Regions from separate parts of the Homo sapiens genome. Here regions 1 and 2 are each linked to region 3. A link is a contact called in ENCODE Hi-C or POLR2A ChIA-PET data. All regions are on one chromosome and are shown on one strand. The core of a region is the stretch at or near the end of the contact, and the rest is flanking DNA. Distances in the headings are between cores, read along the strand shown. Region 1 holds the start of LINC01094 (long intergenic non-protein coding RNA 1094). Region 2 overlaps ANXA3 (annexin A3). Region 3 holds the start of FRAS1 (Fraser extracellular matrix complex subunit 1).

The links. A loop is a pair of places that touch in the nucleus more often than their neighbours do. ChIA-PET counts read pairs that join two places held with the same protein, here RNA polymerase II (POLR2A). Pooled maps may share reads with other maps.
Region 1: a pooled map shows a loop between it and region 3 (3-fold over the local background). The contact joins the promoter of LINC01094 here to the promoter of FRAS1 in region 3. A Hi-C loop is called at or near these places in 8 of 50 pooled maps. POLR2A ChIA-PET finds 5 or more read pairs at or near these places in 2 of 52 experiments (H1 and WTC11).
Region 2: a map of endothelial cell of umbilical vein shows a loop between it and region 3 (4-fold over the local background). The contact joins the enhancer-like site here to the promoter of FRAS1 in region 3. A Hi-C loop is called at or near these places in 3 of 168 maps with a recorded cell type or tissue (GM12878, endothelial cell of umbilical vein and mesothelial cell of epicardium), 2 of 37 single-sample maps with no recorded cell type and 11 of 50 pooled maps. POLR2A ChIA-PET finds 5 or more read pairs at or near these places in 3 of 52 experiments (OCI-LY7, activated CD4-positive, alpha-beta T cell and activated naive CD4-positive, alpha-beta T cell).

Annotation. Positions count from the first base shown.
Region 1 is chr4:78,644,192-78,647,334 of GRCh38, reverse strand. It overlaps LINC01094 (long intergenic non-protein coding RNA 1094), which reads right to left and starts at 1,341. Exons shown (of 3, transcript NR_038308.1): 1 at 1,072-1,341. RefSeq lists an enhancer at 505-1,704.
Region 2 is chr4:78,609,341-78,612,345 of GRCh38, reverse strand. It overlaps ANXA3 (annexin A3), which reads right to left. Exons shown (of 13, transcript NM_005139.3): 13 at 1,899-2,290. The coding sequence ends at 2,231. Among named protein-coding and RNA genes, the nearest start is that of LINC01094, 35 kb to the left of the region's middle. Within about 2 kb of position 1,690, at least 2 of the 41 ENCODE cell types and tissues checked have a DNase peak (open chromatin) inside an H3K27ac peak, as active enhancers do; they include OCI-LY7, where a contact is called at or near this core.
Region 3 is chr4:78,055,621-78,058,690 of GRCh38, reverse strand. FRAS1 (Fraser extracellular matrix complex subunit 1) reads right to left here and starts at 1,368. Exons shown (of 74, transcript NM_025074.7): 1 at 606-1,368. The coding sequence starts at 681. RefSeq lists an enhancer at 1,811-2,782.

The sequences.
Region 1 (3,143 bases), core at 92-2,591, 590 kb before region 3:
ACTGTATATACAATATGATTCCAATTTTTTACTTTCATATGTGCAGAGAACACAGAATGAAAAGAAATAGTCCTAATAATTATTTGTCAGTGGTCGACTTGGGTTTTTTTCTATGTTATATAGCTCTGTGTTTTCTAAATATTCAGTCAGAAGCAGATATTTTTCTTATCATTACATGTTTAAATTATGGTGGAGAATTTTCAGCAAATATTAAAATAAGGAACTCCTTGGGAGGCCGAGGCGGGCGGATCATGAGGTCAGGAGTTTGAGACCAGCCTGGCCAATATGGTGAAACCCCGTCTCTACTAAAAATACAAAAATTAGCCAGGCGTAGTGGTGGGTGCCTGTAGTCCCAGCTACTTGAGAGGCTGAGGCGGGAGAACTGCTTGAACCCAATAGGCGGAGGCTGCAGTGAGCCGAGATCGCGCCACTGCACTCCAGCCTGGGCGACAGAGCGAGACTCCATCTCAAAAAGAAAAAAAAAAGGAACTCCTGAGTTATCCCCAGTCCTCCTTGGGTCACTCTGTCCAGCTTCTGATTCCTCTGCTTATTTTAGCTGCAGGCTTTATGAGATCTCCCTAGTATTTGGTACCTCATTCCTGGACTAAGTGGTCAAACGTGTGTAATGGGGCAAAAGGCCTTAGGATGTTGAATAATCGCTGAGCAGGTGGTAAACCTGTGACACTGATGTGATGGATGTAGGAGTGGTCTCCTTGCAGCCCTGGAGCCTTTCATCAGAGTAGGATTTCACCCATCTGAGCTGGCAACAAGCCCTGTTATTCCCAGGACATCTAGAATTCATCAATCGTGCCTGGATTGTTTATTCACTTCACTCATGCTCCTGAATTCTTTGTAGCAGAGTCATTTCCTGTTTAATTCTCTCCAAAGTTTCCCCCTTTGGCCCAGGACTGAAAATTATCTGTTCTACAGTGCATAAAATATTTTTCACAAAGGTAAGCCGTTAGTTATGTATTAGTCTGTTCTGGAAAAAAAAAGTCAAAATAGTTGAGACCTACAGTTAGTCCATGTGATCTGGAAGTGACCAATAGTCATCACAGGGGGTGCACTTACCTAAATCGAATCCGTGTGTATCATTTTCTGCGTTGGTAAGTAGATCCACGTTTTCCTTTGGGAGGCTCACTTTAATATCCTTCTGCTTCTTTAAGATTGGGAAACCACCCAGGCCTCCCAGCTCTTGGCAAGCAACACTCTGACTTCATGTTGTTACTCAGCATTTTGTTCCTTATTGAAATGCCTGGCTCTGCACAACTGGTTTGTAAAGTCTGAAGATCCCCTGGCCATGCCCAGAAACAGCAGCCTCAGGAAGACAGAACTGAAAAGAACACACAGTGAGAACGAGAAGGGCTTTACAGCTCCGGTCAGCCTGACTCAAACCTGTGTTAATAGCCCAGACTCTTGTTGCTCCATCCAGACCTTCCTCTCTCTTCTAGTCACAATCCTACACACCCTTCTAGTAGGAACTCAAAAGCCACCTCACTCAGCCTAAAGTAATCTATCCCTCTTCTGTGTTTCTTATAATACTTTTATTTACTTTGTCTTACAAATTTTCCTTGTATCATACTTACTTATGTATGTATGTCTTCCTACGAGGTTGTAAGTGTTCAGGAAAATTAGAATGATCCAGTTTAGCTTGTACACTTCTCCTTGAGCACAATGCCTTGTACTTATTAAATAAAAATGCTTGAATTGCATGGAATTGAATCAAAATCTAAGAAAATAATCTGCTTTAGAATAGATCTGAGAATGCTGAGTAATGCACAACTCCTGCCTTCTTTGGGGGGACCTGAAACCTTAGGGGGACTTCAATTACTTCTGGATTTGGTATAGCTTCAGCAAAGGCAAGATTTCCCAGGGTTGCTATGGCCTACAGGAATATCAGCCTCCATTGGTCTTAGTGTCTGGCTTTAAATGGTAATGGAATCACACTGATTTTTTATGTTCGTATAGTAACATCATAAAGATACTGAAAATACTGGCAGTATGAAAGGAGAAAAGCAAATTCATTTCTTTTTTGAAAGATAAATCTCATTCATAAGGGATTAAACTTTTATTGTAGATAAGGTGAAATTTGGTAAGTTAAAATGAGAAGAATTTCAAAATGCTTTGTTGGGTGAAAAAAACCTTCTAAAGTAGTATGTTTATTATGATTCTTTTTTTGGTAAAAACAAATTTAAAAAGATAACTTCTATATAAAGTATATGTATACACGCCTGGGGAAAGCATTTGGAAAATTATACAGGCATTAATTTCTCCTACAGTTAAAGTGTCCCTAACAAAAATTGGACATAGCACAATTAGCTGCTTATTGAACATAATTTAATGAATCACTGTTAGTAATAACCAGAACTGACTGGGAACTGGGAAATGATAAAAAGCTGCTGCTTCCCCTGGCTGTAATGGACTGTACTGCAGGCAGACCTGCATGGCAACAGTGATGAGGCATTAGACGGTGCTGAATACGTGGCGGAAAGTGTAAGGAAGTTTGTGTTTCCTTTTGTAGGTTTTGATCTACCTTTTTAAAATTAAAGCTAGCAATAACCAAATACATTTATGGTTATGAAAACAAATTTATTGTTAAAATTACTATTTTTAAAATTCTGTTCTACTGTGAGTTTTAACATTTCTGTTCCCATTAAAACATTTTTTTTTAAAAAAGTTAGTTTTAAATTGCAATTTGGCTTAATTTTAATAGGAGATACACTTTTAAAGGACAAAATCTAAAAGGCACATGCTAGTATTTCTAAATGAGAAATTTTTGTTCCATCCCTATTCCCCAGCCATCCTTCTCCAATTTCAACCAGTGTTACCTGTTTCTTTACATTCTTTTGATAAGTTGAGATTTCTTAGAAATGCACCTATTTTGCAACAGTAGAATAGGCTATATACTAAAATACTAACTGTAGTTATTTTCAAACAACAGGATAATAGGAAATATTTATCTCTTTATAGTTTTCTGGATTATTTTTTTCCCCAGTAAGTAAAAGAATTAAAGATAATTTCTAAAACCATTTTGTTGGACTCTGTGTGACAGCATGCCTAAATATTACATTGTCATCACTTTTTAATTATTCCATTTCTCTGCTTCTGGTCTTTAGTCTTGGTTAACAGTATGGCAATGCAAA
Region 2 (3,005 bases), core at 441-2,940, 550 kb before region 3:
AAACAGATGTGAGTAGAAGGGTTAGAGGGTTACCTCATTGGGGCTTTTTTTTTTTCTGCAGAATTCTCTTGTGTGATCACTACTGTGTTCAAGTTCTCACCTTCTTCAAACTCACTCATGCACAGGTAAGGTTTTTTTGTTTTGTTTTGTTTTTGAGACGGGGTCTTGCTCTGTCACCCAGGCTGCAGTACGGTGGTGTGATCATAGCTTACTGCAGCCTCAAACTCCTGGGCTCAACTGATCATCCCACTTCAGTCTCTTGAGTAGCTGAGACTATAGGTGCACACTACCACACCCAGCTAATTTTTAAATTTTTCGTAGAGACAGAGTCTCCTGATGTTTCCTGGACTGGTCTCAAACCCCTGGGCTCAAGTGATCCTTCTGTCTCAGCCTCCCAACATGCTGGGATTAGAGGTGTGAGCCACTTTGCCCAGCCACAGATAAGTTTTAAAGTCCAGATGACCCGGATCTTAAGCCTTGGCTTTGCCACTGTGTAACCCTGGGCTGGATACCTAACCTGAGTCTCATTTTCCTCACTTGCAAAACAGGGGAAATATTGACACATGTAACCATGCTTTGTTTCAGAAAGTACTTAATACATAAGTGGTATAACAACTCTGAGGATGAATGAGATCTAAAATAAAGATTCACTGTATTAAATGCCTTTTATGTGCTGAGCACTGTTCTAATCTAAGCACTAGGCATTGAAAACTACAGTGGCCCTGGGATGGGATAAATTCTAAGGCAAAACAGTGGTTAAGAGCCTGGACACTGGAGTTGGACTACCTGGCTCTTACAGTGACAAGTTACTTAATTTCTCTAAGCTTCCATTTCCATTTCTATATCTGTGTTGGTATCTACATTGTAAGATGCCTTGAGGATTAACAAATTAAAATATACTACACTGTTTAACATAGTACCTAATACATAGTAAGCACTCTATGAGTATTAACATTGATTTATTGCTTCGTGATATACTTACTCACTAAATCACTTACACTAAAATCGTGAAGGCATACTTGACTGACACTTGGTAACTTTGAATACCATGTTTACTCAATTTTATCTCCCAAATATTTAAGTAGTTGTTTTCATTATCTCCTGCCATCATCTTAGTTATGACTGACATTTATAGTATTGATTACAGAACTAACTTGCCAAATGAGCTTCCTGACTCAAGCAATCCTCCCACCTCAGCCTCCCAAGTAGCTTGGACCACAGGCATGTGCCACCATGCCAGGCTAATTTTTGTATTTTTGGCAGAGACAGGGTCTCACTAGGTTGCCCAGGCTGGTCTCAAACTCCTGGGCTCAAGCAGTCCGCCTGCTAACCTCCCAAAGTGCTGAGATTACAGGCGTGAGCCACTGCACATGGCCAGTACGATCATTTCTATTCTGGTCCAGGAAAATAACTCTAACTGGAATTTTTTTCACTTTATCTATTTCATATCAGTCAAGGTATTTCATATTAGGTCCCACTCAAAGATGGCATGATGGATTCTTTAAATGCATAGTTTTGCCAACTCAAGAGAAAAGGAAACCTTAGAGGCTTGATTCTAAATGCCCATTCTGGGAAAGTAGTATTTAGCATGAAGCAACCATAATTCATGCTTGCCATTCAGACAGGAAGTGGTTAGATTAATCCTTCAGCAGATGTTTTCTGAAAGCTGAAATAACTTATCATGCATTACCACTCCTATAGCTTGATCACAACTACAAAGGGTAGGCCAGGGTCACATACATCTTCATCTTATTCCTTTCTTTCAAAAAAGTGTGATTAACAAGGTGATAAACTGAAGCAGTAACAGCTTCTATACAGAAACATGTTTTAAAATATTAGTTGTTGGCACCAGGCATCAAACAATGTTGGCAAGCTCTGAAAGCAAACAAAGAAATTACTTTTAACAAAAGCAACAATTTTTATTATCTTGCTTTATATTTAATGGAGTAGAACTATAAAGATTCTTAACTTTGAAAGCAGAAATATAAGTTGGATAGTAGTTGCAGATCTTTAATACCATTTTCAATTTCATTTATGAGCTGCTACATTATAAATGAGATGCTCTAAAATAATAATCGCTTTTGTTGTTGTTGTTATAGAACAATGAAAATTCCTGTTAGGAACACAAGTTGCTGTTTATATTTGCTTGTTCTCTTAAATAGTATGAGAAGAAGTAAGGTGGAGCTGTTGGGAAAGCCCATCGTGGACCTTTGGAGATTATCTTCTTGGTTCAGTCATCTCCACCACAGATTTTTAAGAGTGTGATTTCATAGTCTCCAGAAGTATCCGACTGCAAAGAATAAAATCAATGAAGAACAAATACAGTATAAATAATGGGAGACCATAAATGAATCAAATCCTATAGCACTAGGGAATTCACCTGGGTGTGAGACTCATGAGCTATACCATTTAGTAAAACATACCTGCAATTCCATCATTCATTCATACCTGAGTGTAATTACGTTCTGACCAGCATCTTCTTCACTGTAAGTAATATTTAGATTCTTCCTGATATACTGCAGTTAAATTTCAATTTTGGTTTAATAAAATAAGATTGCATCACTTACATAATATTGATTTCTATAAAAACTTCAAATTTTAGTTTTAATAATATTTATCGAACACTTGCTATTCAAAAGGCTTAATGTGTATTAACTACTTTAACCCTTTTAAAAGCTCTCTGCAATAGGTACTATACGTATCCCCCATTTAACAGATAAGTAAAATGAGAAAGACAGGTTAGGAAACTTGCCTCAAATCTTATCGAGAATAAGTGACAAAAGCAGGATTTGAATCCCTATATCCTGGCTCCTTAATACCCTGCTACACTGCCTAACTTAGGAAAGTGAAATGAACCACATTTTTAAAGAATATGTTTATCAGTTCCTTTTCCCAAGGCCAACCAAAAATAGACTGTTGTCCAGAAAAGATACTACGTGAGGTTGAGGCTTAAAGGGCAAAGATACCAAGTTTGTAACGCAAAAGACTTCACAGGAGGTAAAACT
Region 3 (3,070 bases), core at 119-2,618:
TTATTAACCACTTTTGTTCTGGGAAGCAGGCTGGTTCGTGCTTCTCCGTACTGGAGAGATTTCTTTCAGTGCAACTGAACTGCCCACGACCAGAACACGCTCCAACCAGTTAGTTATAAAATCCTAACTGGACTTTAGGGGGAGACTAACTGAGGTAAGGAGGGCGGGAGAGCGATGGGGCTTTAAGATGAAAGACTGTATGTTTCTTAGGAACAGAAGTATTTTTAAACAGGTAAGAGCAATTGTTCGCTCCTCACCTGTGCTCCATGCAGTTGCTTTCCCTTCGGGGAAAGGTAGGTGGTGGAAAGAAAAAGGATCAGTTTCAGAGATGTCACCTCCATCGGCCACCCACCCACCCAAAAGCACTTAGGGCAGAGAGGGAGGCCGTTTCGGGGGTGTAATCCGAATACAAAACAATCAGGAGTAGGAATCTTATCAGAAAAAGCCTATTCCAGTTTCACTTCCACCTCACCCTTCCCAGAAAAACTTCCACCTCACCGAAATACCATAAAACCTGCTGAGATTTTTAAACTGCACGATCACTCACACATACACACACACACGCACACGCACACACACACACACACGCGGCACCGCTCTCTCACCTTCGGAATGATGAGGCAATACTGCAAATTCCGCCAACGCTAGGGCCAGCCCGAGCCACACTTTGAGGACACCCATCGCCGCCTCGGCACCCACGATGGAGGAGCCCAGCCTTCAGCATCCAAGAAGCGGCTCCGCCAAAACGCTGGCTCCGGCGCTTGGAACCCGGGCGCACTGAAGGTGGGGGACCGCGGGCCTTTACCTCCGGGAAAAAGAGATGGACGGGCGGAGAGCGACACTCATCAGCCCGGAGGCGCCGGAGCGGGCTGGGGTTCAATTCACTCGCTGCTCAGGCAGAGAGCGCGCCGAGTTCCCCCGCAAGGCAGGACGCCAACGTGAGCTTTGGGAGAATAAGAGGAGGCAGAGCACAGTTCTCCGCGTCAAAATCTCGCCGGAAAGTTGCTGGTCACTGGCCGATGGGATCTTCCAGCATTTCCCTCGGGCTAGACCCTTCCGATCCCGGGTCCCCGACAGTGGAAATCCTGGCTCTGGTTTGTCCGAAGCAGCTTTTTAAAGTTCGCTTGGCACCATACGTCGGCGTTGCGTCGGCACCGCGGGTCGCCGGGAGCCCCGAAAGACCCACCCACACCCACTCCTTGGTCGAGCCACCCGGCTCGGCAGACCTCATCTGCCGGGGTCCGCTCGCTGGAAACTGTGCAGCGCTGAGGGCAGCTCCGGGGACTCGCCCGCCCTGCAGCCGCACCGCACCACACCGCCTCAGGCTGCGCTCCCTGAAGCAGACTGTTCGGAAGCTTCAGAGGAAAGACTGGGGGGCGCTGCTGCTACTTTCTCGTCCCCGCCCCTCGCCTGGGTGAGGAGGGCTGCGGGGACGCGGCTTGCTGCACACCAACACCCACCTCCGCGCTGAACACCCCGGAGGAGGTCTGCAGGGTAGAGGTGCAATGATTACGGGAGTGGAAGAAGAGCCATAATTTTAATTGCACGGAGGAAAAAGCTAGCGAGGCTGGAAAAGACCCCCAAACTCAAGGCCACTCTGGCGAGAGAGCCTGGAAACGCCCAAAATACGCCGGGTCTGGACCCCGTGTTTAAAGGACACACGTTCAGCCTTCCTCTAGTCTCCCTTGCCTCCTTCCTCTCTGCTTTGCTCGGTGTGAAAATGGACCCAGAGACTCGGAGCTTTGGCGAAATTCCAGAGAGTCACGTGGGGAAAGGGAGAAGCGAGGAGGGAGGTGAGGGGAGGCCGGGAGAGCAACCTGATCCCTTTATTCATTCTGCTGGAGTTCAGATTGGCTTTGTCTGGGGAGGAATCAAAAGTGCTCATACCGGGGACGGAGGGGGTGGAGATAGGTTGCACAGTTCTTGCTCAGGCACACCGGAAGGCAGATGAACCGTGTCCACATCCCTTGTTAGGGGAGGAACCGATTCGGCGGGCTGGGGGAGCGTGTGCCCACATCAAAGGCCCTGGGGCTACCTCCCACCCCCACAGCCCGCCACTCCTGCTGAACTAAGTGCGTCCGGGGGACCTGATTGATCCTTCTTCCTCGCTCTGGGACCCTCAGGCTGTTGCATCCTGGCTTTTACCAGCAGCCCGGGAAGATCTTGGTGTGTGTGTCCTAGGCGGAGCCTGAGAGCAAATGCACCTTTCCCTTTCCCTAGGAGACTCTGTCAGTGGAACACAACGCGGTCTGGGAGCTGTGGGTCCAGCTGCGCCCCCAGATGCCAATGGCTGGGAAAGTAACATCAGGACACGGCCGACTGGGGCGCGCACTTGAAGAGCAGAGGCCTTGATTCCCCGCCAGGACTGACTGACGGCAGCTATTTTTATAGGACCGAATAAAAATAGCTGGTCCACGTTTAATCGTTTTATAAGGGAACAGTTGCATCAGAGAGATGCTGACTGGGTTCTGATTGGCCCAGAGAAGAAACGTCTCGGGTCCCTCAATTGAGTCGGGATGGGCGAAACTGTTGGAGGGGAAGCAGTTGCATGAGCTGTGCTGGCGGGGGTCCCACTTGTTTCCAGTCTTCACGAACACCATGACGCGGGCCCACGTTCTAACGTGCACTGACGCCACTTGGAACAATTCACTTTTCCGAATAACTGGAATAACTTGAAACTGGCAGGTCCCTGTCAGTGTTACTATTCAGCCAGAACAAAGGAGAACCTCTGACAACCTGGCTCTGAATCTTAAGTATTTGGAGGACCCAGGGTTTGCACATTTCGCCCTCAGTCTCTCTGTTGGGCTGTGGTCATTCTAGGGACAGAGGTTGTATCATCTTTGTATAATTGAAGCACATAGTAGGTGCTCTTTAAACATTTGTTGAAATAATGGATTAAGTGCCTGAGAGCAGCGGCCATATCAAGGGGAGCTGCGGGCCTTAACCTCCTCCCAAAAAAAGACCCCTCCCTTTTTATTTAGAAAGTAGGGCCTGTGCGGTGGCTCACGCCTGTAATCCCAGCACTTTGGGAGGCCAAGGCAGGCAGATCACGACGTCAGGAGTTCGAGAC